Regions from separate parts of the Homo sapiens genome. Here region 1 is linked to region 2. The links are chromatin loops, found by intact Hi-C in ENCODE. Cell type or tissue: CD4-positive, alpha-beta T cell. All regions are shown on one strand. Each heading gives the region's core, and the rest is flanking DNA. Links, peaks and the distances in the headings are about the cores only.

Evidence for each region. Peaks named below come from ENCODE experiments on the same cell type or tissue, not always from the same donor. Only the 100,000 strongest peaks of a DNase experiment are listed, where the experiment ranks them.
Region 1: a loop joins it to region 2, with 38 times the contacts of the local background. A loop is called at or near these places in 6 of 110 quality-filtered maps.

The regions. Positions count from the first base shown.
Region 1 is chr10:57,331,262-57,347,029 of GRCh38, reverse strand. LOC105378313 (a long non-coding RNA gene) reads left to right here. Exons shown (of 6, transcript XR_001747453.1): 5 at 1,948-2,049. Among named protein-coding and RNA genes, the nearest start is that of MIR3924, 35 kb to the right of the region's middle. In CD4-positive, alpha-beta T cell, for the core only: a CTCF peak has its summit at 7,758; no DNase peak of the experiment used is centred there.
Region 2 is chr10:58,280,125-58,295,036 of GRCh38, reverse strand. CISD1 (CDGSH iron sulfur domain 1) reads right to left here. Exons shown (of 3, transcript NM_018464.5): 3 at 5,451-7,476. The coding sequence ends at 7,387. Among named protein-coding and RNA genes, the nearest start is that of CISD1, 18 kb to the right of the region's middle. In CD4-positive, alpha-beta T cell, for the core only: a CTCF peak has its summit at 3,264 (motif pointing right); a DNase peak (open chromatin) is centred at 3,286.

The sequences.
Region 1 (15,768 bases), core at 4,568-12,567, 950 kb after region 2:
GAAAATGGCCATACTACCCAAAGCAATACATAGATTTAATGCTATTCCTATGAAACTACTATTGCCATTCTTCACAGAACTAGAAAAATATATTTTAAAATTCAAATGCACCCAAAAAAGAGCCATAATAACAAAGGCAATCTTAAGCAAAAACAATAAAGATGGAGCATCATGCTACCCAACTTCAAACTATACTGCAGGACTATAGTAACCAAACAAAATGGTACTGGTTTAAAAACAGACACACAGCCCAATGGAACAGAATAGAGAATACAGAAATAAGATTGCATGCCTACAACTATCTGATCTTCGACAAACTTGACAAAAACAAACAATTGGAAAAGGATTCCCTATTAAATAAATGATGCTGGGATAACTGGCTAGCCATATGTAGAAAACTGAAACTGGACCTTTTCCTTACACCATACATAAAAATGAACTCAAGATGGATTAAAGACTTGAATGTAAAACATAAAGCTCTAAAAAACCCTGAAAGACCTAGGCAATACCATTATGGACCCAGGAAAAGGCAAAGATTTCATGATGAAGCTGCCAAAAGCAATTGCTACAAAAGCAAAAATTGACAAATGATAAGCACTAGGATATATAAATATTTCTATTTAAAGTAAAGAGCTTCTGCACAGCAAAGGATACTATCAATGGAGTAAACAGACAGCCCACAAAATGAGAGAAAATTTTTGCAACTACGTATCTGACAAAGGTCTAATACACAGCATTTATAAGGAACTTAAACAGGTTGACAAGAAAAAAATGAAACAACCACATTAAAAAGTGTGCAAAGGGCATAAACAGGCACTTTTCAAAAGAAGACATATATACGGCCAACAATCATGTGAAGAAAAGCTCAGCATCACTGATCATTAGACAAATGCAAATCAAAACCACAATGAGATACCATTTCATACCAGTCAGAATGGCTATTACTAAAAAGTCAAAAAATAACAGATGTTGGTGAGATTGCAGAGAAAAAGGAATGCTTATACACTGTTGGTGAGAGGGTAAATTAGTTCAACCATGTGGAAGACAGTGTGGCAATTCCTCAAAGAGCTGAAAACAGAACTACCGTTTGACCCAGCAATCCCATTACTGGGTATATACCCAGAGGAATATAAATTGTTCTATTATAAAGCCACATGTATGCACACGTTCATTACAGCACTATTCAGAATAGCAAAGACATGAAATCAATCTAAATGGCCACCGATTATATCATGACCTTTGAAAGAATATGGACGGAACTGGAGGCCATTATCCTTAGAACACTAATGTAGGAACAGAAAACCAAATACCCCATGTTCTCACCTATAAGTAGGAGCTAAATGATGAAAACACATGGACACATAGAGAGAAACAACACACACTGGGGCTTATTGCAGGGTAGAGGGTAAAAGGAGGGAGAGGATCAGGAAAAATAACTAATGGGTTCTAGGCTTAATACCTGAGTGGCAAAATAATCTGTACAATGAACCCCCATGACACAAGTTTAACTATCTATGTAACAAACCTGCACATGTACCCATGAACTTAAAATAAAAGTTAGAAAAATAATGAAAATACAAAGCAGAACTATTTAGATAAAGATTTAAATAATGTAAAAATGAATTATTAGGATTGGAAACAATGTTACATAAAAACAGGAATTTTTTTATTAAGCAATATTTAATTTGAGTTAATTGTGAAAGTTTTACAGTAAGCAATGAAGATTGATTAAACTTGTAAGACATTATTTATTTTCATGTTTCTAACAGATCTCAACAGAAACTTTCAAAAAATTGTGTATATTTTTACGTCACAAACATATAAAGATACCTAAAGCTGGATATTCTTAATCAACTTTATTGAATTACAACTTACAATAAAAGGATCATGTTTTAAACATGTTATTAGTTGAGTTTGAAAAACATGTATTCTGAATTCTTTCTCCAGCATGACCAAGGACCAGGGTATATACACCAGACAACAGAGCCGTTTCATTTTGGGGGCTCGTTTGGGATCAGAATCAGAATGGAAGGTAGAAACATCAGAGTGGTGAGTATGGAGTGAACTTCAAATTTGTCCTTTAATCTCAAGGCTTTATTCAAACCAGTTTCCTTTCATGGAATTCCTAGCCATTGTGTTAGGCTGTGAGAAGTCCTCCAGCAAATGAGAATTTCTGGCCAGGGCACACCCTGGTGTTTTTCAAAGGAGTCTGGACTGAACCCAGCCTCCGTCAGCCATCTGGGTGTTGGTAATGGATCTCCAGCTATCCTGTCACAAAATTTTTCTTCCTTTTCTCTCTGTGGTCACTTGTCTCTTATTCTCTGTGTGTGTGCAATGTGCAAAAATTTTTACAGTTGAGGCAAACAGTTCTTTTAGGAAAGATAGGCAATCGCCACAGGCAGTAACCCAATAAGCATCTCTCTCTATCCTCTCTCTGGTGAGTACATGGTATTTCTAAGCCAACATAACCATCTAGTGGAAATAGAAATCCTCTTCATGAGGCACATTGTCAGTCTGGTAACACTGCAGTTCTCTAATCCTCTTTTTTCGTGCTGCTGGAAAAGATCCTTCTGTGAACAGGAAAGCTCTGCCATCAACAATTAGGAGTAAAATGTCCTCCATGACCAGATTTTAGATCTGATACTGTCTCATTGTGTATGGAATTTATTCCTTCCAGTGGGTTCTTGGTCTCACTGACTTCAAGAATGAAGCCATTGACCCTTACAGTGAGTGTTACAGCTCTTAAAGATGGTGTGGCTGGAGTTTGTTCCTTCAGATGTTCAGATGTGTCCAGAGTTTCTTTTTTCTGGTGGGTTTGTGGTCTTGCTGACTCCAGGAGTGAAGCCACATATCTTCGCAGTGAGCGTTACAGATCTTAAAAGTTGGTACATCTGGAGTTGTTTGTTCCTCCCGGTGGGTTTATGCTCTTGCTCACTTCAGGATTGAAGCCACAGACCCTCGCAGTGAGTGTTACAGCTCATGAAGGTAGTGTGGACCCAAAGAGTGAGCAGCAGCAAGATTTATTGGGAAGAGCAAAAGAACAAAGCTTCCACAGTGTGGAAGGGGACCCTAGCGGTTTGCCACTGCTGGCTCGGGTGGCCAGCTTTTATTCGCTTATTTGGCCCCACCCACAATCAGCTCCATTTTACGGAGAGCTGATTGGTCCACTTTACAGAGTGCTGATTGGTCCATTTACAGAGTGCTGATTGGTGCGTTTACCATCCTTTAGCTAGACACAGAGCGCTGATTGGTGCATTTACAATCCTTTAGCTAGACACAAAAGTTCTGCAAGTCCCCACCTGACCCAGAAGCCCAGCTGGCTTCACCTCTCACCATCAGCAGGAAAATTGTCATTAGGTCCCCACATTCATTTCTGTCTCCAGTTGGAACAGTAGTTAATTAGTAAGAAGTTTTTAAGTTCAGAAGTTAACTGGAACCATTTTGCTAAGGGTAAATGTTTTAGCACAGGCTGTAGTAGCAGGCAATATAGAACATTCCCTCCATTAAAGGAGCCTTGACCAAAGATGACATAGACTCTCTGGAGATCCATTTTTCAGGGAGCCAGGCAGATCACACAAGTTTAGGAAGTCAAAGGGGATCACAACAGGCAGATAAGCTGAGGTTCTGTGGGTAAAGCATAGTTAATCCAATCACTTAGTTCATCTGGTTCCATGGCTTGGAAGGCTACGCCTGCAACCTTGGGTGGAATATTTAACACAGTGCTGGGACTTAGGAACTGAGGAGAGAAAATAGTTGGGGGGATGCTCCCACTGTCTTCTCCTCCCGCTCCACCCTGGGTCACAATGAAAGAAAGAAGGACTAAAAGGATGCTTTTATTTTCACTTCTTTTTCTAGATGGGTAACAGACTATCTTCAGCTTGCACCCCTCTGGAGTGCACTCTGAAACACTGGAACTTGTTTAACCTCGGTACTTTAAAGAGAAATGTGACTCATTTTATTTCGCACAAGGGCATGGCATTTTTACTAACCTTTGCAAGTGTCGTAAGATCGACCTAGCTTTTTTAACAGGCATAACAGGTAAGCCTATAGAAAATAATCCCCCAATTACAAAGGCAGTTTCTGGGGGAACCATCTGATAATTCCCCTTATTTGGGGACACCTCAAGTTTTCTTCTCATTACAGGACCTTAGGCAAATAAAGGAAGAACTAGGCCAATTTTCTGACGACCCCAATAGGTATGCAAAAGGTTTCCAGAATTTAACTCAGGTGTTTCACCTCATATGGAAGGATGTTATGCTGCTCCTAAACCAAACTCTAACCACAGCAGGCAGTTCTGCAGGTAGCAGATAATTTTGGAGATGAGCAATATACCTCCTGTAATATATCAGAAAGGAAGAAAAGAGATAGGGAAAGGGAAGAAATAGCAGAAACACCATTTCCAATAGGAAGGGAAGCTGTTCCTCTTGACAACCCTAATTGGAATCCCAATAGCTCTACAGATGAATGGAAAATAAAGCACTTTTTAATATGTATTTTAGAGGGCCTATGAAAGAATAGGGCAAAATCTGTTAATTACTCTAAACTGTCCATGATAGACCAAAAGCCAGATGAGAATCCTGCAGGCTTTGTGGAAAGGCTGAGAGAGGCACTAAAAGAGGACACCTCCTCATCCCCTGATTCAGTTGAGGGACAGCTCATTCTAAAGCTTAAGTTTATTACACAGGCAACTTCCGATATTAGAAGGAAACTACAGAAGTAAGCTATAGGACCAGATAGCATCTTGGAATACCTCCTTGAGGTGGCCACTTTGGTCTCTTATAATAGGGACCAGGAGGAGGCCTAAAAGATAGAGAGGAAGCTCAGGAGAATGACAAAGGCTCTAATAGCCGCTTTGCAAGTTTGCAAAGTCCAGGATACCCCAGGTGCATCCGTTAGTTGCTATGAGTGTGGCGAGCCAGGGCATTTTAAGAAGGAGTGCCCAAACATCAAGAAGAAGCCACCTTGACCAGGTCCAGCCTGAAGTGTAGGCCACTGGATATCAAATTGCCCCCGAAGGCAGAGGTCACTGAGTACAGAACCAGTCTCACCGATGATTCCAGCAGGACTGATAGGTCTTGGGGCTCAAATCCTGGCTCCGGTGGCTAAAGTGTCATTACAGCACAGGAGCTCTGGGTAATTCTGGAAATTGAAGGAAGGAAAGTAGACCTCGTTCTGAACACTAGTGCCTGTCTGTCTCTCTTTGCTCCTCTCTAATTTAGACCTCCCCTCTTCCCATAATACGACTGTAAGGGGCGTCTCAGGACAAACTCCAATCCAATATTTTTCTCAGCCTCTTAGTTGCAATTAGGAGGACCTGTTATTTATACATGCTTCCAAACCACTGCCACAGTAGCTCTACTCATCAGAAAAGCCTCCAAATTAACCCTAGGAAATAATTTACCTGTTTACACCCCACATTCCCAGCAAGTGTGGCTGCTCACCAGAGCTTTCCACCCCCCAATACCTTGGCCCCAGGGGACAGCAGGCCTTGGCCTTCTGACTTGTGAGGCGAGCTGACATTCTGGACCTTGGGGGACGGCAGTGGCATGGAGACTTGAGTGGCGGCCGTTGTGGTGTTTGTGGTTGTAGATGTGGTCACTCCCACTGCCTCGGCCAGGTCTGGAGGGAGGTCATCTTCATCACTGCCGTTACTAAAAGCACATGAAGCTCTGCTCATTAGAGTAGTAAACAGGCTGTGAGGAGTGGACGGAGGATCCTTAGCAAACAAACAGCCAGTAAAGCAAGCAATACATAAGGCAGGATAACGTCTAAAAAATGTCTCTCCCCAGACACAAGCACTGAATTAGCTGCACTAAAAGTTCTTATAAGATCACAAATTAAGCAAGGGAAAGGTAGCTAACTTTTATACTAACTCCAAGTATGCTTTCTTAGTTCTTCATGCTCATGCTGCCATTTAAAAGGAAAGACATTCTCTTATCACTAATGGATTTACTATAAAATATTACCAGGAAATTAGCAGGCTATTATCCTCAGTTTTCCTTCCACAAGAAATAGCAGGAATGCATTGTAAGGAATATCAAAAGGAAACAGATAAAGTAGCCAAAGGAAATAGGTTAGCTGATCAGGCAGCTAAGTTGGTGGCAAGGAAGCCTCAAGGGATTAACACACTTCAAGCCATCCTAATCAAGGAAGGCTCCATAAGAAAAATTAAACCTCATTATTCCCCTGCAGAAATAGAGTGAGCCACTTCTCAAGGGTGTACTTCTCATAACTCAGGATAGCTACAGTCAGAGGATGGCAAACTCCATTTGCCAGCCTCCAGTCAATGGAAAGTCCTTACATTCCTTCACCAAGCTTTTCACTTAGGAAAGGATAAAACTTATCAATGTGCTCAGAGGTTGTTTTCAGGCAGAAAACCTCTAACTTGGTTAAGCATCTACCCTCTCTAGCTCACTTTCAATAGGAATTGATACATCTAGAAAAAGCCCAACCCCAAGAAATAGGACCACCTTTACTTAACCTAAGAAATTTCGTATTAGTGAAAACTCATCTCTCTCTCTTCTTCTTTAAGCCAAGCTGGGAAGGGCCCTATACAGTTCTTCTTTCAACCCCCTCAGCAGTAAACGTTACAGGTATCAACTTCTGAATACATCACACTCAAGTCAATGCCTGAAGACCTGAGGGAGCAACCCCTGACAGCCCAGAGGAACATCTCGAATATCAATGTGGAGAAACAGAAGATCTTAGGCTGAAAATCATAAAAGATAACTAACTGAGTGAGGGACAATCATCTTACTCAGCCCCACTCCTTTACCTCAACAAATACTTTTTATTACTTCTACCTTTATTATTATTATCTATACACACACACACACGTACACACAAACACATACTAGCAATCTCCTTCAGACACAACACTAGGGACAATGATAAACTTTCAAATAATTTTTTTTATTTTTCTTAGTATTATAAAAATAATTTATTTTAATATAATTATTCTGCCAAATAATAGAACTTCTTTGTAACGCGTATTTGCAGAGAGATTTTAATTATACATGGAATTGCATTTGTAACTTCATAAATCCCCCAAGGGAAATGTTATATCTTGGCAAGTAAAGTTTTAAACAAAAATTATTTACTATGCCACTTTTATGGGAATTGTTATAGTCACGCTATGATTTGCAATAAAGCTATACACTGTGGTACCCACAATGTGGAATTCTGGTTTTAAAATTCTCATGGCTGTAATATTTTGCCTAATTATCATCTTTATAGCAGGATTAATAATTACAGGAAGGATTTAGTCAAGTTTGTTTTGCCTGTAGCAGGAGTACTAGTTACAATCAAGAAGTAACCATGAAAGTTTTACTATCATTAAGTTTGCTAGGACTTTTTACTGAAGATTGATAATATGGTGCACTCTAAGCTATGGAAAGGTTATAAAAGAGAGATTTTATATAAGAAAGGATCTTGTATAGTAAATTCTCATCCTAAAAGGAAATGACTGGTTGTTTTAAGGATGAATGTTTAGGACAAGTCAGAAAGTTTGAATATGTTTTAAGAGGGTCTGTGAAAATCATGTAAGAATTTAATAATTAAATGGAAATAATTGCCAAGATTGACACTAAAGTTATTTTAGCCACCTAATACTGCTTTTCTCTTAATCATATCACAAGTTATAAAAAAGGCCTAAGCCTAAAATTATCCCCTAGTGGCAAGTCAAGGGGCAAAATGTGTTTTTCTCAAGGAAAATGTTACTTTTATATTAACTTTTCTTGTAGTGTACTATGACATCTAGTGGAGGCAGACCGGTATTACAATCCATTGGTGTAACTAACAGGTATCAAACTATTGTCATAGTTAAGGTTTACAGTATCCCCACTAACAGTGATAATCTTAATACTCATATTCTAACTTTATATTTTAAACCTTCTTGTAAAATTTATCTCTTTTTGCCTAAAAGCAATCAAACACCAAATGGTGCTGCAGACAGAGCCACACATGGACACACCAATCTTGTGAGAACCCTTAGACCAACCTCAGGAGGAGCCCCAACTGCTGTACCCCCACACCACGCCCCTTTTTGGCAGGAAGTAACCAGAAAGAATCATCATCCAACACCCCCAACAGCAGTTAGGGCAAAATCTCCTGAGGGTGAAAATAATACAGGAGTTACTAAGAAATAATTTTTAGGCAGCTAGAAAGGGTAAAAGTTCTCAGTGGAGATTCCACCGAGACTTTACGTTCTGGAAAAGAGATTCCAGAAAGTAATTCAGCCTTGCTGACACCTTAATTTTAGCCCAGTGAGACCTGTGTTGGATTTCTGACCTACAAAACTGGAAGATAATAAATTTGTGCTTTTTAAGCCTCTAAAGTTCTGATAATTTGTTACAGTAGCAATAGAAACCTAAGAAGAAGTGTAGTAGTGCATTTTAAACATGTAATTGAATTGTAAAGATAACACATTTAGAAAATTGATTCAGGAGGAAAATTATATTTCAATTCTGATTATCCACAACACACACACACACACGTACAAACACACGCATACTAGCAATCTCCTTCAGACAAAACACTAGGGACAATGATAAACTTCCAAATGATTTTTTTATTTCTCCTAATATTATAAAAACAATTTTTTAATATAATTATTTTAGTGTGGAATATTTCTAATCAAAAATTTACAATGTATATGATTGAGTCATTAATCAAGCTCTAATGATAAGTATTCTTTTTCTTTTCTGATATGGTTTGCATTAACATTTGTGTTTTAATCAAAGCCAGCAACTTATTTGAATATTTTTTCACAAGGAAAAGTTCATTCATAAAAATATAAAAGCCTTTACATAAATGCATAACTGCTAAGATATATATCAATTTGCATAAAATATAATTTTAAAAAGTATGTCAACAAATAAATATAATTGGGTTTATACCTTCTACAATATTTTATTTTCTTTATAGTGAATAACTATAAGGCATTTGATAGAAATTTGAGGTAGCTGAGTTTAAATCCTGGCTCTGTGTCACCTTACTCAATTCCATAAGCTTTTCTGTTATTTAAATTAGTAATCTGCAATAGGAGGGGTTATTTGACTACATAACATTTAACTTTACATTTCTCTTTAAAAATTTTTGACTACACCTTTTATGACAGTTGCCATTGCTGTAGAGTCATGGTTCTCAACCTGGGTGATTTTCTTCTCAGGGGACATTTAGTATCTGGAGAAATTTTGTTGTCATAACTCGTGTGTGTGTGTGTGTGTGTGTGTGTGTGTGTGTGTGTGTGTGTGTGTGTGGTGGGGGAAGAGTTAAATTAACATGTAGTGGCTTGAGTTCAGGGATCCTGCTAAATATTAAGTACAATGCATGGAATAACCCATACAACAATTACCCAGCCCAAAATATCAATAGTGCCAAGCTTGAGAAATCCTGTCTTAGAGAAAGAAGTTATTCAATATTTGATGCAAAAAGGGAGGTATTTTACTGATAAAAGTGATGCTGATTCCAAATACAATCGGATTTAATGCAAACTAATGAATACCTCTCTGGCAGCTAGAAGAGTGATGGTTCAAAGTATTTTACTTTGCAATCTTAATTACCTGAAGTAATTTGGAACACAGGAAAAACAAAACACGCAGTCATTAAGTTTCTAGATCTCTTTGAAATCAATAAAGACAAGATTCCATTAAGAAATCCCAGAGCCTAGTGTGCATTTGAATGAATCATGGTGTGACCTATTATATATCCTTGAGTTCTTTGCTGAAATTGGTTGTCATTGTATTCAGAACTAATACAGGTCAAATTGAGAGGTGACAACGTGCTAGCAGCCCTCGTTTGCTCTTGGCGCCTCCTGGGCCTCCACCTCTGCTCTGGCCACGCTCCAGGAGCCCTTCAGCCTACCGCTGTGCTGTGGGGGCCTTTCTCTTGGCCTGTGGAGGCCAGAACCGGCTCCCTCTGCTCGCTGGGAGGTGTGGAGGGAGAGGCGCAGGTGGGAGCCGGGGCTGCACTGGGCGCTCTTAGGCTGGCACAGGTTTTGGGTGGGCGCCCGCTCAGCGGCCCCGCACTAGGCATTGCCAGCCAGTGCCTGCTGGCCTTGATGGGGCACAAGCTCCCTCTGCACTGCCAAAGTGCCTGGGCTAGGTACCCCAAAGTCTGGCAGTGAGTGCCATTGAGAGGTGAAGCCACTGGGCTTCTGGTTGGGGTGGGGACTTGGAGAACTTTTCTGTCTAGCTAAAGGATTGTAAATGCACCAATCAGCACTCTGTCAAAACGGACCAATCAACTCTCTGTAAAACGGACCAATCAGCTCTCTGTAAAATGGACCAATCAGTTCTCTGTAAAATGGACCAATCAGTAGGATGTGGGTGGGGGCCAGATAAGGTAATAAAAGCAGGCCACTTGCGCCAGCAGCAGCACCGTCCTTACATGCCTTTCAGTGCTGTGGAAGCTTTGTTCTTTTGCTCTTGGCAGTAAATCTTGCTGTGCCTCTCTATTTGGGTCCGCATCATGTTTAAGAGCTGTAACACTAACCGCAAAGGTCTGCAGTTTCATTTCTGAAACCAGCAAGGGCACGAACCCACTGGAAGAAAAGAACAACTCCAGAGACGCTGCCTTTAAGAGCTGTAACGCTTACTGCAAAGGTCTGCAGCTTCACTCCTGAAATCAGCGAGACCACGATCCCACCAGAAGGAAGAAACTCCGGACACGTTTGAACATCGAAGGAACAAACTCCAGACATACCATATTTAAGAACTGTAACACCACGAGGGTCTCTGGTTTCATTCTTGAAGTCAGTGAGACCAAGAACCCTCCCAATTCTGGACACAAAAGTACATCACTCAGAGATCTGTTAATGACAAAGTTAAATTTGTGAGGGACGGGTTGGTAGTAATATTTTATAGTATTTCCCATGTTTCTGCATTGCCAATAAAGTAGCATTGTAGAAGCTGACATCTCAGAATTTACAAGTAACTAAACATTTTTAGGTGATTCAGAAAGATATATGCTAGGAGACAGCAAAGAATTCAATCTTTTGCCTTTTCATTTCAATCTTCAGGCTTGTTAAATAAACTCCTTTAACTAACAAACTGTTCATACTTATTTCCAATCTAAATACTAGTTAGTAGCTCAGCATTGCCCCGATTTCGCTCTTCTTTTCAGATATAACGACACAAAAGGGAAGAAAGCTGGAACACACGTTTATGTAGACAGAAGTAGTTTATTCAGAGAAATAGTTTCCTCCAGTCCTCTGTTGCCTAAGGTAAATTTGACGGAATATATTCCTAACTTTCCCTATTCCAAGTGAATGTGACTAATTTTAAATATGCCACACAAATGAATTCAGATAGCATGTATCCACCAAATATAGGGTGACATCCAAAGGATTGCTAACACTCACATTCTAAGAACACCATGCTATAAAATCGTTTTATTTAAAGACAAGTATCCAGGAAAGTCGTTGAAAGGGTAAATTACTGAATATTTCTAGAGTCCCTTTTATTTAAGTCTCTTTCTCTGTATCAACCATATAACCATTATCCTTGGCCCGTTCATAGCCCCTCTACAGGTAAAAAAGAACTCAAGGTTAACAACTCATTATCATGTACAGTTTCACTTACAGGATGCAAATTTGGAGTATTTTTTCAAAGAATTATGTATCTTTTCCACAAAGAGTTCAATGCTACACTATTCAGATTTTTATTGTAGGTATAGAGAGTGCTTTTCTGAGTACTTGTTTGAGACTACAGGAAGAGGAGTAGTGCTATTTATGTTTGCACTCTAAACTGAGAGCTCCTCTTACGTAGTTGTGCATGTGATTTAGAAAGAACCTGGACACACAAGATTTTGCAATGGTGTCGCATAAAGGAGATATCTAACCAGTCAACAATATAAAGAATTAGAACTCTAGAGATTTAAGGAGTTTACAACCAAAATAATCTTCTTGTAAAAAGAAAGAGAGCAGGATTTGAAATCAGAAGATATGTATGATTTTACTCCATTTACTAGGCATTAAAGCAGGGATAGATACTTGTTTTCATCGACATCCCTTTCTTTGTGGAAAGTAATCGGCCCCATCCGATGTGGTTCTGGTAAACTATCAATCTAAGCCTCTCACCTGAGCTACAGAAGTTATCATGAAATCTAGATTTTTCACATTGTAGCACTACCTCTGTCTCACAATAATGAGCATTTTAGGGGTTGACAAATGATGAAACAAAGCTGGTTGAGGTTCTTCATTTGTATTGGCATAATATCACCGGGGGAAATCTATTTTTAACTGGTGGTGTTAAACTAGTAGCAAAGGCTGCAAGTAGCCATCTTCAAGATTTATGGAGCAATTCAAATAGCACAAGTAGAGAATAGTGTCATCACAGTGAAGAAAACATAAAAAAAAAATTGCTGGCATAATTTGAGCCCCTGGATCCAGTCGAACATGATATACACAAGTTCCATGAGCCCAAAATCTATTTAAAATTGAGTATGTGTTTCTTTTTATTAAATATATAAAACGAATTTTAAAAATTCTACGGAGCCCTTCATAACTTGGCTACAATTAACATGCCATCCTTAATTTCTATGATTGTCCTCTAATGTGCTTTTTTCTGTCCATGCTTACTTTTTAGTGTTCCTTGCAAAACCATCACACTCCAGCCTAAGGGTCAGTACATGGGCTGTTCAGTTGTTTGCTCTTCCTCAAGATACCTTCAGATATCTATACACCACTCCATCTCATCCTCAAATCTTTGCTAACATTCTAGAATTTCTATGGAGGTTTTTCTGACCACTCTTTATGACCTTGCAGCTTGCCTGCACACCCAATTTCTCTTACCTTGTTCTAGTACTTACTACTTTCTAAAATACTGTAAGATCATACATTTTTATATGTATTGATACATGCAAAATATAAGTATAAACATATTTTACATGTATTTACTGCTCTCCTCCTCACCATTAACAGTAGACTTATGACCCACAAGGTGACTTTCATTAGTTTTTTTTTTTCCCACAGTTATGCCCCCTGTGGTAGAATAGTGCTTGACACATACAATGATCTCGATAAATATGTAATGAATGAATTTGATGAATCATACAAACGTGTAGCTAAGTTTGGTTTTAAGCAAGTCACTAAATTGTCTGAGCCTTTGTATCTATGTTTGTAAAACATCAATGACACATGCTACCCACTTTCCATATCTTATAGGTCTATGTATTAGTCTGTTCTCACATTGCTATAAAAAATTCCTGAAACTGTATAATTTATTTAAGAAAACAGGATTAATTGGCTCACAATTCTGAAGTCTATACAGGAAGCATAGCAGCTTCTGCTTCTGAGGAGGCCTCAGGAAACTTCCAGGCATGGCAGAAGGCAAAGGGGAAGAAGGCATGTCTTATATGGCCAGAGCAGGAGCAAGCTAGAGAGGGGCAAGGTGCTACACACTTTTAAAACAACCGGGTCTCATGATAACTCACTCACTCCCTATCATGAGAACAACACATAGGGAATGGTGTTAAACCATTCATGAGAACTCTGCCCACATGATCCAATCACGTCCCATTAGGTGCCACCTCCAACACTGGGGATTACAATTCGACATGAGATTTGGGTGGGGACACAGATCCGAACCATGTCAGTCTACAATGTATACATCTTATTTTACCAAGTTTATGAAAATGGTTGGACATATGTAAAATGCTTAAATGATATGAGCCAACATTCTCAGATACTATTTTTATAACTAAATATAGAGTTAGAATCACATATATGTGTTCCTTTCATTGTGGCCCAACTCAATTCTTTTTTCCAATGGAAATATCAAGGGTTTAACAAAGATACCTCAGAATCAAATAATAATTCTGGCTTAATGTTACAAACTATTAGTTCTCTGAAATTGCTTTTAAAATATTATGATAGTAAAATTGGTAATAAATGTATTGTGTTATTTCCTCATAATGTACACATTATAATGTACAGTTTAATGTGTACATTATGAGGAAATAACAAAGTATTAAAACTAATATGAATTTTATTTCATGGTAAACTTAATGTCATTAAAAAAACTTCACTGATGATTCTTACATCAGCCAACGTATTCAGCAAAGAGTAACAGGGAAAACCACATGTTATCATACAATACAGATTCTGATGTGAAGTGAAGACCTGAATCAGGTTATGGACATGTCTATAACTTGCCTATGATACTAGGAGACATATTTATGCTTTTCTTTTTCCTTAATATTTATCAAATGGGCTTAATGATCTTGTCTGCAAAAATGTTATTATTTTTAGAATCACATGAGTTAATGGATTGAAGAAAAATTAACCCCCACCCCCCCCCAACACACAAGCATTTTAGGGGAGACATTGTTGGTCTAAAATAAAAAGAAAGGAAAACTCAGAGAGCTTGCAAAGTTAATAACCTATTTTCTGCCACTAAATTTTCAAGTGAAACATGAGATAGTTATTATCCCTGCCCATAATTCCATAGCTCCCTTCTCAAGTCGTGTTTCTTATGCACCAGAATTGTTGTTTGTGATCACCCATTGAATTTATGCATGCTTCAATCCTTACAGAGCCTAGTATTTCTACAGCCTTGACTGTACATAGACATCAAGGCAGAGACTGCAGAGTAAAATATTGACAGATTTTATTTCTAAAACAATTGGAAAAATTAAACCAAAGAATGGATAAAATAGTTTAATATATATTATAGCAAAGGGTTAGCATCATTTATGTAAATAGGTCTATACATTTAGGAAAAAATATGAATATTCCAATAGAAAATCGAAAAAGGAAATGATAATTTACAAGATAATAAACCCAGATGTCCAAAAGACAGGAATGTGTTAAAAATGTTGGAAATTGCTAATGAATAAAAACTACATGTTAAAATACTGATGTACTTATTTCCATTAGGTGGTCAGTTATTTCAAATAATTCTAATGTTTTATGTAGAAAAATTATGTGTGGAAAAAGTGACAAGAAATATTTGTGCAGTCCAGGAAGGATACCAAGCAAAAAAAAAATCAACATGTATATATTTTGGAATGCAAAATCACAGTACACACAATCTTTCTCAAGGACATAATTTTTTTAAAAAGAAAATGATTTCTTTTCAAGCATATTATTTGTAGCATATTACATGTTATAAACAATACTGGAAACCAATTAGATGACTAAATCAAAAAGTGTGGTTAAATAATTCTGTATGAAATACTATCAGTAAATATCATTACATAGTTTTAACACTGAAAGAGACCAGGAAAAGTGTTAAATAAAAAGCAGTCTATAAGCTATATGTATAGTAAAATGCCATTGTTGTTGCACATATTTAACCATTCAAACCTGTTTCTGATCACACTCAGCCCTCTTTCATCTGCTGACAGGCTATGAAAGAGCCAAAGCTGATGGTTATATGGTTAATTCAGAGAAAGAGTCTTAAATAAATGGAGCTCTGAAGGAAACCTGCAGTAATTTGTCCTTCCAAGGACATGCCTGGACACTGTGGTCTTTAAAGAAGATTACTTGAGTATGAGCATCAGGAATTCAAAATTTTGATTTCTTATTATTTCATTTCTTGACAATCATAGAAACATGAATTGACATTCATTTCTTTGGATATTTTCTCATAGATGGTCAGTTTGAACAGAATAAACTGCTAAGCCTTTATAGAGTGAAGAAGTTTCTTTACATGACTGTGTTAATATTCATTCTTTAAAGTCCTTTACTACTAATAAACCAGAGATTCTTGGGCCTTACGAAATTGTGGGATAAAATAAATTGGTCACATTTATAGGAATTACTCA
Region 2 (14,912 bases), core at 1-8,000:
GAGCCATGGCACCCGGCTGGAATTTCATGTCTTGTTGCTACCAAGTCTGTCAGTCTTAAGATCTCTATTTTAATGTTAATGCTGGTTTGTTGTGTCTAAACCCCAAAAGGAAGAGGATATAATGAGACATATCTGAGTTCCCACTTCCCAACATGACCTGATCTGGTTTTTCATGTTTGTTTGGCATCACTTTGGCTGAGAGGGGGTCCATTTAGTGGGCTGGGAGGCTTAGTTTTATTTTTGGTTTACATTTGAATACAAGACCTTTTAAGTCTTGGCCAAGGCAATGTGAGCTGCCTCTTCTAACTACTTAATCCTGACATTGAGTCAGGAGTGACAACTAGATTTCATCTTGCATATTAAAAGTCAAGAGAAAAAAAACTATTAATGATATTATTCTACCGGAAGGCACACTGCAGACATAACAAGTGGTGGAACCAATCACATCCATCTTGGTGGAAAGGGCAAGGTGTATTTCTCTGAACTGGTCTCCAAGCCTTGAAACTTGCTGCCTCCATTTCCCTTCAAAAACATAACTCATTTTTTAATTCTTATTGCCCTGACATGGGTGGTTCTAGATTTATGCCCCTTGTACTTATATAGCTTTTGTACTTCACTCTCTCACCTCATAGCTCTAATCATATTAATTAATAAGGACCTTTTTATTTGTCTCTAACACTAGCCTTTTCTCCTACTAAGAGGGATGTGTGTATGTGTATTGATGAACTCCATGAGGGCAGAAATTGTTTCCGTCTTGTTACCTACAGTCTGGCAAACAGTAGGTGCTCGATAATGTGAAAGAAAAGTAACTCAGAGCAGTCTGAGCTATGTGAGGTATGCAGAATTAATCAGGCGAGAGACAGGAATAAGAGACTTCAATCACACCCTTACCCACTGATATGGTCAGGCTTTGTGTCCCCACTCGAATCTCATCTTGAATTGTAAACCCCATAATCCCCATTAAGTCAAGGGAGAGACCAGGTGGAGGTAATTGAATCATGGGGGTCATTTCCCCAATGCTGTTCTCACGATAGTGAGTTCTCAGGAGAGCTGATGGTTTTATAAGGGGCTCTTCCCCCTTTGCTTGGCACTTCTCCTTCCTGCTGCCCCGTGAAGAAGGTGCCTTGCTTCCCCTTCACCTTCTGCCATGAGTTTAAGTTTCCTGAGGCCTCCTCAGCGGTGCTGAACTGTGAGTCAATTGAGCCTTTCCTTTATGAATTACCCAGTCTTGTGCAGTACTTTATAGCAATATGGAAACAGACTAATAGACCCACCCACTCATGCCTGGGGGCAATTTTTTAAGGGCACTTTGTTTCTCCTTTCCTTTCCTGTAATTTCCAGACTAGCTAATAAATTACCTAAAATGTTATCACAAGTTACACAATGTAACCCTTACCTGTTATCTTCACGTTACTGGAATTTGTAATAGGAAGAACGATGTATAGCCCATCAATAGCTTATTATGGTTAATGAACCAATGAACCAATGTAAGAACTACTGCCCCCCCCTTTCCCCCACCCCCACCATACACACTTTTTTTTCCTTTAAAAACCCACTTGTAACTGCTGCTAATCAGGGTATACCTTCAGGGCAACTTCAATCTGTGTCTCCTGGGTTGCAGTCCTCAAATATGGCCCAGGTAAACTTTTTGCCTATATTAATTTTGACTCAGTTTCTTTCTTTAAGCCAACAATAATTATTTGTAGAAATTACTATAAAATGGTCATTTTTTCTCTCATGCATAAAAGTTCTAAAAATTTTCTTTTTCCAAAATTGTTTTAGGAGGTTAACAAGTTTGCCAATGTTCAATCATTTCTCCATATTAAAATTATGTAGGAAACAACTCTGAATCATTGTACTACTTTTAGCAAGTGACATGATTTTAGGCTAAGGAGGCTAAGCTAGTCTATATTATGTGCGAGATACTGTGATAGATATTTAAATTCATTATCTCTAATGCTTGAAGGGTAAGGACAATCTCCCTTTTACATGATAAAAAAGTAAATAGGATGGAGAGAGATTATTAGGAATTGGTTCACGTGATTACGGAGGCTGACAAGATCTGCAGGGTGAGTCAGCAAGCTGGAGACACAGGAGAGCAGATGTTATAGTTTTAGTCTGAAAGTAGGCAGGCTTGAGATCCAGGAAGATTCCTTATTTCAGTTCAAAGTAGTCAAGCAGGAAGAATTCTCTCTTCCTGGAGAAGGACAACATTTTTGCTTTATTGAAGCCTTTAAAGGATTGAATGAGGCCCACCCATGTTAGGGACGGTAATCTGCTTTACTTTGTCTACTGATTTAAATGTTAATCTCATCCAAAACCACTCACAGAAACACCCAGAAGAATGTCTGAACAAATATCTGGGCACCTTGTAGCCCTGTCAAATTGCAACATAAAATTAACCATTAGAAAGAATAATTTCTTCAAGATCTCAAATAATGAGGGGCAGATCAGGGATCTGATTTTAAGTCTGACTTAGAATTCCATGATTGTTGTCCCCACATTGCCCCAAGGGCAATCACCAGGACTTCCAGGCTGACAAACACTAGAAACTTTAGTTGTCTTTATAGCAGCTTTCTCCCAGAGCACTGGCCAGATTTGAAATAACCAAGTACCACATATCTCCCCAGTTATGTATGATACACCATGTGCACACTGGTTTAAAACAAGCTGACTTGGATAGCAGTTTTGTTGGTTGGTTGGTTTTTATACCACAAGTTTAGCCACAGAAGTGCTGATTAGGTAGACTACTTTATAGCCAATCTTGTCAGAATAAGAGCTATTCAGTACATTTTCCTAAAAGCCATGTTCAAAAATTTAGAATACATGATGTAAACAAATATGAAAAAAAAAAGGTAATCAGGTTTGGGGGCAGAACAAGACAAAATATTGACTTCTTGGCAGTTACCTTTGTATCCTTTAAAAATCGTGCATTCAAATCTATTTATTAAACAAGTATTTACTGAACATCTGCTATGTACTTGTAACTGTTCTGGGTACTGAGACTACTGTAATAATCAAAATTTTAAAAATTATTTTCTTTCTCAGGGATTAAAAAAGGTGAGTGCTTGAACGTTATAATTATTTTCCAAACCAGATGCCAAAAGCGTAAGGGAGTCACAGAAATGTAAACTGCTGCAAGTGACCGAACTTTTTGGAGTACAAAGGTACTGCAAGTTCAGGGACATATACCAAATGCATATACTAGATGGCATTGTTAAATTATGAAATGTAATTTATGGTTTCATATTTTCATTATCAGAGACTCAACACTAGGTGGCATCCAGGGTCAGGCTGAAAGCAGTAACTAGCAATGGAAAGCCAATCATACTAGCTTCTGTGCTAGATGCAGCTTCCCTGTGGATTCTAAGAGAAACAGTTTTAAAAGAGAAAGCGGTGAGGTTGCTTTAACTAATGATCAAAATGTTCTTTGCTGGGAGGGATGTGAAAGTGAAAAGATATAGAAGGTTCATGTGAAGGCTACAGGGTAGACTGCATTGGAAAGATGAAGGCTGAGACATTTTAAAAGTTTAAAATCATGGTATTCAAGGAAAACACATAGCATTATTGTCTAGAATAAGGAGAAGAAACCTGTTAAGAAAGTTTAGGATTAAAAAAAAGATTACTGTGCAGATATGGATGACATAAGTGGAACTCTACTTTTCACAGCTGGGAGACTCTGAAATAAATTTAACAGACTTTGCTAAGTTTAATTGATGATAAAGCCATAAGAGACATAATCTCTCGTCTGTATCTCATGTCGATCTTGTATAATGAGTTAGATAAACCACTGCTTATGAAATTGTTGGCAGGCAGTATCACCAGCAGAAAAATTATTTACCTCCCAGTAATGAGCATTCAGGCAGGTGGGCAATGCTCGAAATTATTTTAAATGAAAAAGCTGGGAATCTACATAATGCTGCATATTTACAAATGAAAACGATGTCACAATTAAAGAACAAAATATTAACATGAATTGACTTCTGGTTATCTGTAAGGGACAGGATGGAAGAACTAGAAATACATTATCCACAGAGACACAGGTATTAAAGAGAACATCTATTTTACACAATATCTAGCTGACAACATTCTAAGCTCAGCATTTTTCTGTTCCATGCTTGGGGTTGAACTGTCTTTTTTGTTGTTCAGGGATGTAAGAGCTAACACCATAGCAACACTTCTAATTTATAATCTTGTATTTCCTCACTGATTTACTGATTAAACAATTTTTCCCCTTTAGGGCAATTCCTGGCAATTTTGGTTAACACATTAACAATAGATCTCCCTGTTGTGTGTTTCATTTAATCATTTAAAGTTATGGGTTGGGCACATATTAGGATGTATTGGCTTTACCCTTAGTTTGGATCCATGATGGTAAACTGAATGGAAGTAAGGACTTTTTTTTGTTTTTTACAGTAACTTTCCATGAAGTCTCACCTCAACACATTGTGCTAATGAAAAATTCCATATAACACAAGCTAAATCTCAAAATAAAACTGTTACTTTAATACCTTAATAAGTCTCAGAACTTTAGATAGGATGTTGGCTTAGTGGTTCCCAGACTTTTAAATTCCATGGAGCAGTGAAAAAAAAAAGTAGGGATCAACATTGGGCTGCCACCTTACTATTTTGCCAAGCTACTACAATCAACATTTCATAAAAGACACTTAAATACCATAAGAGCTGAAATAATCATAATAAAAAAATCAAATTTGAGCTTTCTATCAGCATTATTTATATTTTTCCTTTGAGGAGAGCTGAATATTTACTGTTGGCCTAGAATATGGGAACAATTGCCTAAAATGCCATTTAGTCCATTCACTTCACAATTTAAAAGGCTGAGAGGTGAGTGGCTTTGCCTGAGGTCAGCTAGTATTAAAATCAAGGAGAAAAAGCACAGCTTCTGACAACTAGAATTACACACCCTCACAGATACCCAAGCACAAAATACTGTGTGTTGCTAATCAGAAGCTATAGTCAATGCCTATCTTAAAGCAAAACCAAATCAAAAACCTCCCTAACTAATGTAAAATCAAAAAATCTCACCTACTTTGTAGGAGAAATAGTAGGTATACATGGTTGTAGCTGTTTTTGTCAAGAAAGTAAATCATAAATTATCATAATTATATAACCTATGCCATAAATAGTGTGAGCTTCTAATTCTCCAAAATGTTTCTCTGTCTCAATTATATGGTCTACAGATGCCTAATAAATGTCTGTTGCATGAACAGATGAACAAGATTTTTCACATTAGAAACTTCTCAACCTAGTACACTCTTCAGAAATAACTAGAATATAAATGACATAGAGAAAAAAAAGATGAAAGCCCCACTTGTCTTGCCTCAACGAAATGAAAAGCACTTAGAAGCATTAAGGTGCTTAGCTAGAACAGTAATTGCACACAATGATTTTTGTGTAAAAAAATCTCATATTAACCTAACCACACTCACTTTGGTTTTTAGGTCAAATAACCTGAAAAGGGTTTTAATCATAAATGAATGCTAGTTCAAAAGCATGTAAACATTTTAACATGACCTTGAAAATACATTTACCTAATTATTTTGGCCTTTCAAAATGCTCAAGATCTATATTTCACAGTAAGGTGGTCATTTATAATTTTGCCATATGTATACACACACTCATATAATCCTATAGTTTTGAGAACTGGTACCAGGTTCCCCCTGACATTACAAAAATGCATGACTAACAATATAATTTCAAATTCAAGATAAAGAATAGTCTGTTAAGTTAGAAGGATGTCCCTTTATCAGAAACACTGGGAGTTGATGCATTTATTTTTCTTTAAAACAGTTCATCTTTAAAAGCATGATTGCTCTGTTTTGCTGACATGCATACTTATCTTAAAAAGAAGGAGGTGGGCAAAGAAAAAATTTACCCTAAGAATCTAATAGAATCAGTTTGTAGGATTTTAGATTTTATGATGAATATGTGACTTAAAGACATGTCCAAGTTAGTTACATGGGCTTCTTAAAACCACTGTACAATTTTGTTACCAACTTTTATCTACAGTAATACACAAAACTACATATTTAAAAATAGCCATGATCATATATTACATAGGATATGCTGCTGTCAGGTTTGATTCCTGTCAAGGTAAATGGATTTTAGCAAGTAGAAATTTGTGATTGACTACTACTGAGAATTCATGTATACTAAAATAAATGATGATGTTTACCTGCTTTATCAATTTCAATTGTTTGCCCAATTTTCTGTAAATTTTGCCATGATTTTCCTTCTAACCTATGAAATTCAAAAACCTAATCTCTTTAAAAATATTTATGAACTATTTGTCTTAAATCTTTTATTGCTAATTATTTTCAGTTTTTATATTTTCTTTTTTCTGAATCAACAATGAATGCAATGTTTCTGCTCGGAGTCTTTGAAGAATATTACATAAACAAACACTTGTCTTCAAATTTTTGCTTTTAAGAAAAAGATCATACAATTTAAAAGCCATGTGCTTGATTAGCTAGAGTGGGAAAAAAAAAAATCTTCCCACGCCTTTGATCTAATCTTGTGACTACTATTTCTGTCAGGATATGTGGCTTAGTGATCAAAAGACTTGACATTATATGTTCCAATTCCTTCAAAATCCTCAGTTCAAGTGCTTACCATTCCTTGGGCCAGAATTCTGGAACATTAGATTTTAAGACATTCTTCATGACTAATTTAAATCTAATATCACCTTTAACTAAATTTTCACTATTGGCTCCTTTAATGGATCCATCTTCATTAAATATCTGTGAAGATAAATATGAGGAAGTTACCACCCCTTTATTATTGACCTGACTTATGAAATTAAACAGAATAACATTTATCAATCATTTTGATTGAAAACGGTGAAAAACAGAAGCCATATTTTCTCAGTGTCATTACCAATGTCAAGAAAATCAAGGCTACAACAGGTCTTTCCTAGATTGTATTAAGAAATTAATGTAGCTGAATCACATCCTATTTAGTTTCCAGGTCAATATGAAAAGATGGTAATTTTTCTTTGAAACTTACAAGTACAATCTGCAAATACATAATTTTGAGAATAATTTAATATGTTGACTTCAAGATACAACTATATTCTATATAAGGTACAACTCTATATGTCAGTATTTTAAAGAAATGGATCCTTACAAGACCAAAATAACCCACAGGCCATGCAGGTTGGTTTTTCCTTTTTTTTTTTTTTTTTGTTTAAACAAATGTGCACCACGATGTTTCAACAAGACAAATGCCATAAATGTGAAAGCTGCAGTTTGCAATATACCACATTTAGAATCCAGCGAAGGTGAATCAGACAGAGGTGGTAGTCATTCTAATTAAACAATCAGGTAACTTCACGACAAGCTGATTTGCAGCATCAAAAGTGTCCATTTAAGTTTCTTTTTTCTTGATGATCAGAGGGCCCACATTGTCTCCAGTCTCTTCGTTATGTTTTGTGTGAGCCCCATCACAGAATGGGAACTAGGAAGAGAAAGAATGAATGTGAAACATCTAATCTCAAAATCAGTATTATGCTCGGCAGAGTGGAAGGTGATGCTTAATTCATATAACATAAAGATTTTCTTGGCTATCTTATATAGGCTTTCTTAAACAGCATATGTAAACTACATATGCTACTTAGTAAGATGAAGAAATTGACTTGTGCATAATACACACATCATTTATTGAATTTCAGTGTGATTGTGATGAGTGTTGAAGGCCTTTCTTATGTTTATATATTAGTTACATTCCTTTCTAGTGAACATGTCCATTGCCTATTTACTTCTAAGAGTTTAAGTTCATTTATTTAAAATCAATTTGCGGCCAGGCGCGATGGCTCATGCCTGTAATCTCAACACTTTGGGAGGTTGAGGTGGGTGGATCATTTGAGGTCAAGAGTTCAAGACCAGCCTGGCCAACATGGTGAAACCCTGTCTCTACTAAAAATACAAAAATTAGCCAGGCATGGTGGCGAGTGCGCATAATCCCAGCTACTCAGGAGGCTGAGGCTTGAACCTGGGAGGGGAAGTTGCGGTGAGCCGAGATTGTGCCACTGCACTCCAGCCTTGGTCTCAAAAAACATAAAAATAAAAAATAAAAAATAAATCAACTGCATATTATTCCTCTGTTATTTTTGCAGCAGTCTTTCCCAAATCTTTTCATTTTGCTTATTTTTTCATATTCTCAATTTCTCCACTTTCATACAAATATGTCAATATCTCCCTTTTTAACATCATTCATGGAGACAGCTTTCTTCTAGAGATGTGAGAAATACAAATTTCCATTCATTTTCATGAATTCACATTTTAGATATAACTGCTGTTTTGGTGTCCAGTGGGAGGGAGAGGGACAAAACTAAATTTCTAACATAGTGTTTTGCAGAGTGTGGTCCAAAGAACCTGAATCCTGCAAGACACTCTGATTTGGTTTCATTCTGTGTTAAAAAAACATATCATATAGCCCATTTGAATCACAGCACACATTATTTTAATTTTGCTATAAAAAACACAATTTTATCCCAGAGTTTCTCAAGGTGACTGGACTATGGACACTTTAAATTTTGATTTCTATTATCATAGTTTTCTGTAGAGCACACTTTGCAAACGCTGTTCTAAGATCCTGTTGCTTCAGCATTACTGGAGGCTATTGCTTCCCACATTATTACCTTTATTCGTAACTTTATCAAAATAAATTCTACATGTAAAAGCACCTATTTATAGGTTCTATGTTACGTTGATCGGCCTACTACGCTGGGATATTTGCATTTTAAACATTTCAGTGTTTTGTAGGGCTAGTTTTCCTTCATTGTTTCTTTTTTTTACTTTTTTTTTTTTTTTTGAAACGGAGTCTTGCTCTGTCGCCCAGGCTGGAATGCAGTGGCGCGATCTCGACTCACTGCAAGCTCCGCCTCCTGGGTTCACGCCATTCTCCTGCCTCAGACTCCTGAGTAGCTGGGACTACAGGCGCCCGCCACTACGCCCGGCTAATTTTTTGTATTTTTAGTAGAGACGGGGTTTCACCGTGTTAGCCAGGATGGTCTCGATCTCCTGACCTCGTGATCCGCCTGCCTCGGCCTCCCAAAGTGCTGGGATTACAGGTGTGAGCCACCGCGCCCAGCCTGTTAACTTTATTAAACTTTATCACTTTATTCCTCCAGATAAGCTTGAGAATGTTTTTTGCCAAGTTTTAATTTCTTTTGTAGTTTTCATCCTCAGATCTCATGTATATTCTGGTAAGATTATTTCTGTCATATTTTTAATCACTATTATAATTTATTTTCATATCTGAACATTCTTGCTATATAAAATCATTTTTAACAAGTATATCCTCTATTGTAAAATGAAAAAATAAGAATTTAATAATATTTCACTTAACTCTTCAGGATTTTACACTTAGAAGGAATAATTATCAGTAATTTTTTTGTTTCTCTATATTTGTATCTTTTATTTCTATTTCATGTCAAATGACAAGAGCTAGCATCTTTGCCTTAATCTTGGTGTTTTGAATGTATCTACACTCTAGAATCTAGAGTTTCACTGTTTAGTCTAAGGTACACTGTTGCTTTGAAGAAGCCTATTTAGAAGAGTAAAGTAAGAGGATTCTTAGCCTTATGAGTAACAAGTACCTCATTACGTGCAGTGAAGGGAGCATAACAGATCAGTGAAACTTCACAATGATGGTATTTAATCTTAAACTTTGATATCCAAAAGGCTACTTAATGTTAAAGTAATCAAATTTTAATCTATCTGTAAATAATTGCAAGAGGCACTAAATTAGCTAAAAATTACAGAAAAACTCAAGGTATTGGCATATCTTATATTTCCAGATATAAATTCTATCCTGTCGTAGAGGGCAGTGTAAATGTAATATATGTAAAGTTTATATTATTTCTTTTTTTGAGGTCAATAAGATGTGGTACACAGTATATTCATATTAGAAACAAGCCTTGATGCAAAAACATAAAGTCAAGCTTTCAGTTTTTTCTTGGCATGGATGAGGAAAGAGGCGATAAAAATTAAACTAAAATGTATCCCACAGCAAAGTACAGCATTTCAAAGTGACATATGTTTAATAAACAAACACAGATGATTTTACAGTGAGCATAAAAGTTTACATTGTAAAGACTCTTTTTATAAATAGCACACACAAAACACTTCACTATAAATTAAATCCATGCAGGCAACATTTCTGAAAAATGAAATATTTCTAAATAACTTACTGAAATGGCATGTTTAACTTTTATTTTTTAATCTTATGTTGAAAATATTAGAAACTAACATTTTCTCAAATTATTTTCCTCCATATACAGAATAGGAGAGAAATCTATAGAAAAAATATACAAAGAAAATCTTACAAAATATAAAGAAAGTCATATATCAAAAGTGAGAATACATTTTTTCTCATCACCCAATTCTGCCTAAAAACTGAAATTAGCCTGTTTCTTCATATTCTTAAAAGCAAACACATATTTCTTTAAAAAGCAATGAGTAGTTTATCCTGGTTATTTGTTAATAAACTTTCATGCGATTAAAGTGTATAAAGCTTTTATGCCTTTATAATGCAAACTAGGTGTTAAAAATAATTTTGTGCAGAGACGTATTTTTTAATAGTACTTTTTATATCACTTAACCCTAGGAATTACTGCCTTATGTGTCTTGCTTTATTTCTGATCTATGCAGGAGAAAGATAATATGTGGTGGGTATACAGTTTTTTTTTTTTTTAAGAGATTAAATTAGATTGCACAGTGGTGCAATCGCAGCTTACTGAAGCCTCAATCTCCCAGGCTCAAGGGATCCTTCCATCTCAGCCTCCTGAGTAGCTAGGACTATAGGTGCATGCCATCACACTCAACTAATTTCTGCATTTTTTTGTGGAGACAAGGTTTCACTACATTGGCTGTTACATTCTCAAAGTGTTGGAATTACAGGCCTAAGCGACTGTGTCTGGCATTATATACTTTCAAATACAATGTAGGAAGTACAGTAATTTTTACATTAAATAATGTACAAAAATATGAGAATTTTATTAACTTTTTCATTAAACATTTTGAAATTTGTTAAATTGTTTTAAATTATGAAAAAAACACAAAGAATATTAAATTCAGTTCGTGTAGTATTGATACTTAATTTATTCTAAGATGTCAGCGTTTGTTTATTAACAAATCCTGGAAAAAGTCTGTAAATCAAATTTCCTTTATGTCCAGAAAACATCCTTTTATGTTTGTTAACCCAATTTGAACACTACAAATCCCAAATATCTTTAAAAGTGGGGGAAGAAAGGGTTAGAAGAAGTTGGAATAAAGCTTTAGTAGAAAAAACAGTGGAGGTCCTTGCTCTCCACCTGGAAAGCTAGCAATGCTATATGGATCTTCATAAAAACACAACATTTCTTTTTAATGGCCCCACATCTCAAGTTATGCCTCTGTTTTAATAAATGCTCCTCTTTGACTTATCTCTTCCACCTGAAACAATTTTCTTTTAAAGACTATCTTCCTTCTCTGAACTTCGTACTTTGTATTAGAGTTTTGATTTTCTGTCCCAAGGAAGTTGCCTGGCACCATTTTGGCTCATTACCATAAACTGTCCAGAAAAATATGCTTGCTTTGGTTGAGAACGAAAACGAAGTAATGAGATTTTTGAGACTAACCTAGAGATTATGACATTTTATACCATTCTTATGTACCTATTTCAATAAACCTAAGACAGTAGCTATAATATGAAAATGTACAAAGATAAATTAAGATTTTTATAAGACTGTCTTTATGTGGATTGGCCAAGGAATGTCACCAACATTCAGAATATCGTTTTTATGAAGAAAGACTCAGTAAAATGCACTTCTAAGCCATTAACAGGATGGAGGATTTCTCTTTTTCCCCCAACACCCTCCCGCCAAAAAAAAACACCCAGGATCAAGCCTACTACCAACGACAAAACAAAAGTATCATTAACTCAAATCTTACCCTGTAAATGAAAGAAAATGAGTCTAAACATGTCCAGTTGCATTTCATTTCAATTTCAGTTCAGCTCCTGATGTTAACTGGTAAGACTTTCCTCTCTTTCTTCTTAGTCTGTATTCTTTTGCTGTCCTTGTTTGAACTGCCTCCTAGGTGGCCGTCATACAACTCAGCAAGTGATGTAACCAACCTGAAGTTGCAGGGAAAGGAACCTAGCAATACTACATCCCATACCCTTCCCTCTTACATCAGAGTCCTTTCATCTTCTTGTTTCGAAAGTAAGACTATCTCTTCCTTTTTAAGGCTGAGTTTCACATCTGTGCTGTTACTCTCATTTCCTTCCACCCTTTGTCAAGATACCGCTGACTCAAATAGTATCTTTCCCTGTAGTCACTTTAATCATTTCCTCTATACTGGCTCCTTTCATTCTCACTTCAAATATGGATAGCCCTTTTGTGAAATACAATTGGCCCCATCTGTATCTGTGGGTTCCACATCCATGGATGCAACCAACTGCTGATAGAAAATACTCGCTAAAATAATTGTATGGGTACTGAGCATGTACACTTTTTTCCTTGTCATTATTCTCTAAACAATACAGTATAACAACTATTTACATAGCATTCACACTGTATTAGGTATTATTTGCAATCAAGAGATGACGTAATAATTTAAAGTATACAGGATTATGTGCATAGCTTATAGGCAAATACTGTCATTTTAAATCAGGGGCTTGAGCATTCTCAGATTTTGGTATCCATGGGAGGTCCTGGAACCAATCCATGGACACCGAGGGAAGCCTGTACTATAAAATAAACCAATTTCTGGGCCGGACACAGTGGATGACACCTGCAATCCCAGCACTCTGGGAGGCCAAGGCGGGTGGATCACTTGAGGTCAGGAGTTCAAGATCAGCCTGGCCAACATGGTGAAACCCTGTCTCTACTAAGAATACAAAAATTAGCCAGGCATGGTTGTGCATGCCTGTAATCACGGCTACTCAGGAGGCTGAAACACGAGAATTGCTTGAACCCAGAAGGTGGAGGTTGTAGTGAGCTGAGATCACGACACTGTACTCCAGCCTGGGTGACAGAGTGAGACTCTCTCAAGAAAAAGAAAAAAAAAAAAAGCCAAGCCAATTTCTGAAACATCAGATGACATACCAATGCTGGCAAGAGAAGCACTGGACAAAAGGGAGGGATATGTTTTTAAAAAATGTAATTTCTGCACATTACTAAGAAATCTGATTCATTAGGGTTGGGAAACCTGCTCAAGATGTTACAGACACACAACAGGTTACTAGTGACTGCACCTTAAGAATGAATTAGATTTGAAATTTGTATCGCATATAACATTTTTTCCATTGGTAAAATGATGTTTAAATTTTGTTATAAATACAACTGGTTTGTATGAGGGAAAAATTACTGACTATAAACTCAATGTAGCCACTTAATCAAAGGTATTAATTAGTCTTTGTGAACTGGCGTTTAAGTGTGTGACTTGGCACCTGTGTGATAACCTTAGAACCACAGGAATGTGGGGAGTTTCCAAAAGTCTCTGAAGAATAACAACATTTGTTAACTTGGGTAATATTCAAAGCAAACTGTTAATTGATTAATGCAGGAATAAGTGCCCAAGATGCAATGAAAATTCAGAACTGACAAATTCAAGACACAAAGAGGATCACTAAACAGCATAAAAGATAAGCCAGAGGGGGAAAAAAAGGCATGAGAAAACTGGAAATAAAATGACTGGTCTCATTCCCTCTCTTAGTCCTCTCTCAGTCCACCTACAGGAAATGGCAGTCCCTGGCCTAACCATCTGGAAACTCTAAATTGTAAAATGAAAGAATAATCCTGGAATGTTTTGAATTATAAAGTCTAATAAACATTTACACCACTAGTTTGTGTCCACTGGTGATTCTTCCTGAAATATTTGAGATCTTAGTTCATGAAAGCCCATATTTAGTTTATTGGATTCTTTGCCCTCTGGGAAAACCCAATCAAAGCAAACACCCTTTACTTGATCTCAAAGCCAAGCTGTAGTGTTCACTCAAGCAATTATGTTACTTTTCTTTCCATTCACTGTTGCATCTACGGAAAATATGACATAGACTTCTGTCGTTTCTTTATTAGTTAATTTGCACTTTAACTCACATGGACATAGCTTCTATTCTAATTACTCCGTTGAAATGACACCAAAATGGCAATTGCTTAATCTAATAGTCTTGTCTATTCATGTAGCTGTCTTTGCACAGGCCAATGTTCAGTACCAGATCATTGAAACTTTTCCCTCTTCTACTTTGAAGCTATGATATTTTTAGTTTTATTCTAACCTCTCTGGCCCATTCCATCTCCTTAAATGGCTCTTGTCCCCCTTCCAAAATGCAGAAAATTCCCCAAGATTTCATATTTAGCCCTTGATTTTTATCCATATCAAAGATCAGTTGCATTCCTACACTTGACTCATCAGTTTTGCTGATCTCTATCTCCAACCCTGATGTCTCACATTTCGTGTTGTCTGCTGTGCATTTCCATTCAACTATCATCTCAAATTCACTCTCTGAAACAGAACTCCTTATCGCTGTCCTGGAAAATTTGCCTTTTACCTCGAATCTCTTATTTCTGTTAATGGCATAACCCTCTTCTAATCCTACATGCTTAGATCCTTCAATGAGCTTTAGTTTTTCTCCCCTAGTCTTTCACACAGAAGTCAGTGCATTTGGCTGATCCTTTCCCCGAAATCTTTTATGTCTCTGATCATTTGTCTCCATTTCCATAGCTAGCACCCCGGTAAAAGTATCATAACTCTATGTTTGAAACCCCTGTCAAGGAGCTCCCCATGTCTGGAGTCACAGACTCCTCACACTGGTCCTCAAGATTGTCCTCAGTTTAGATTTATTCCTTGGGGAAGGGCAGTACAAGAACCAGACTAGATTCTTTATTCATTTCACCTTTGTTCACA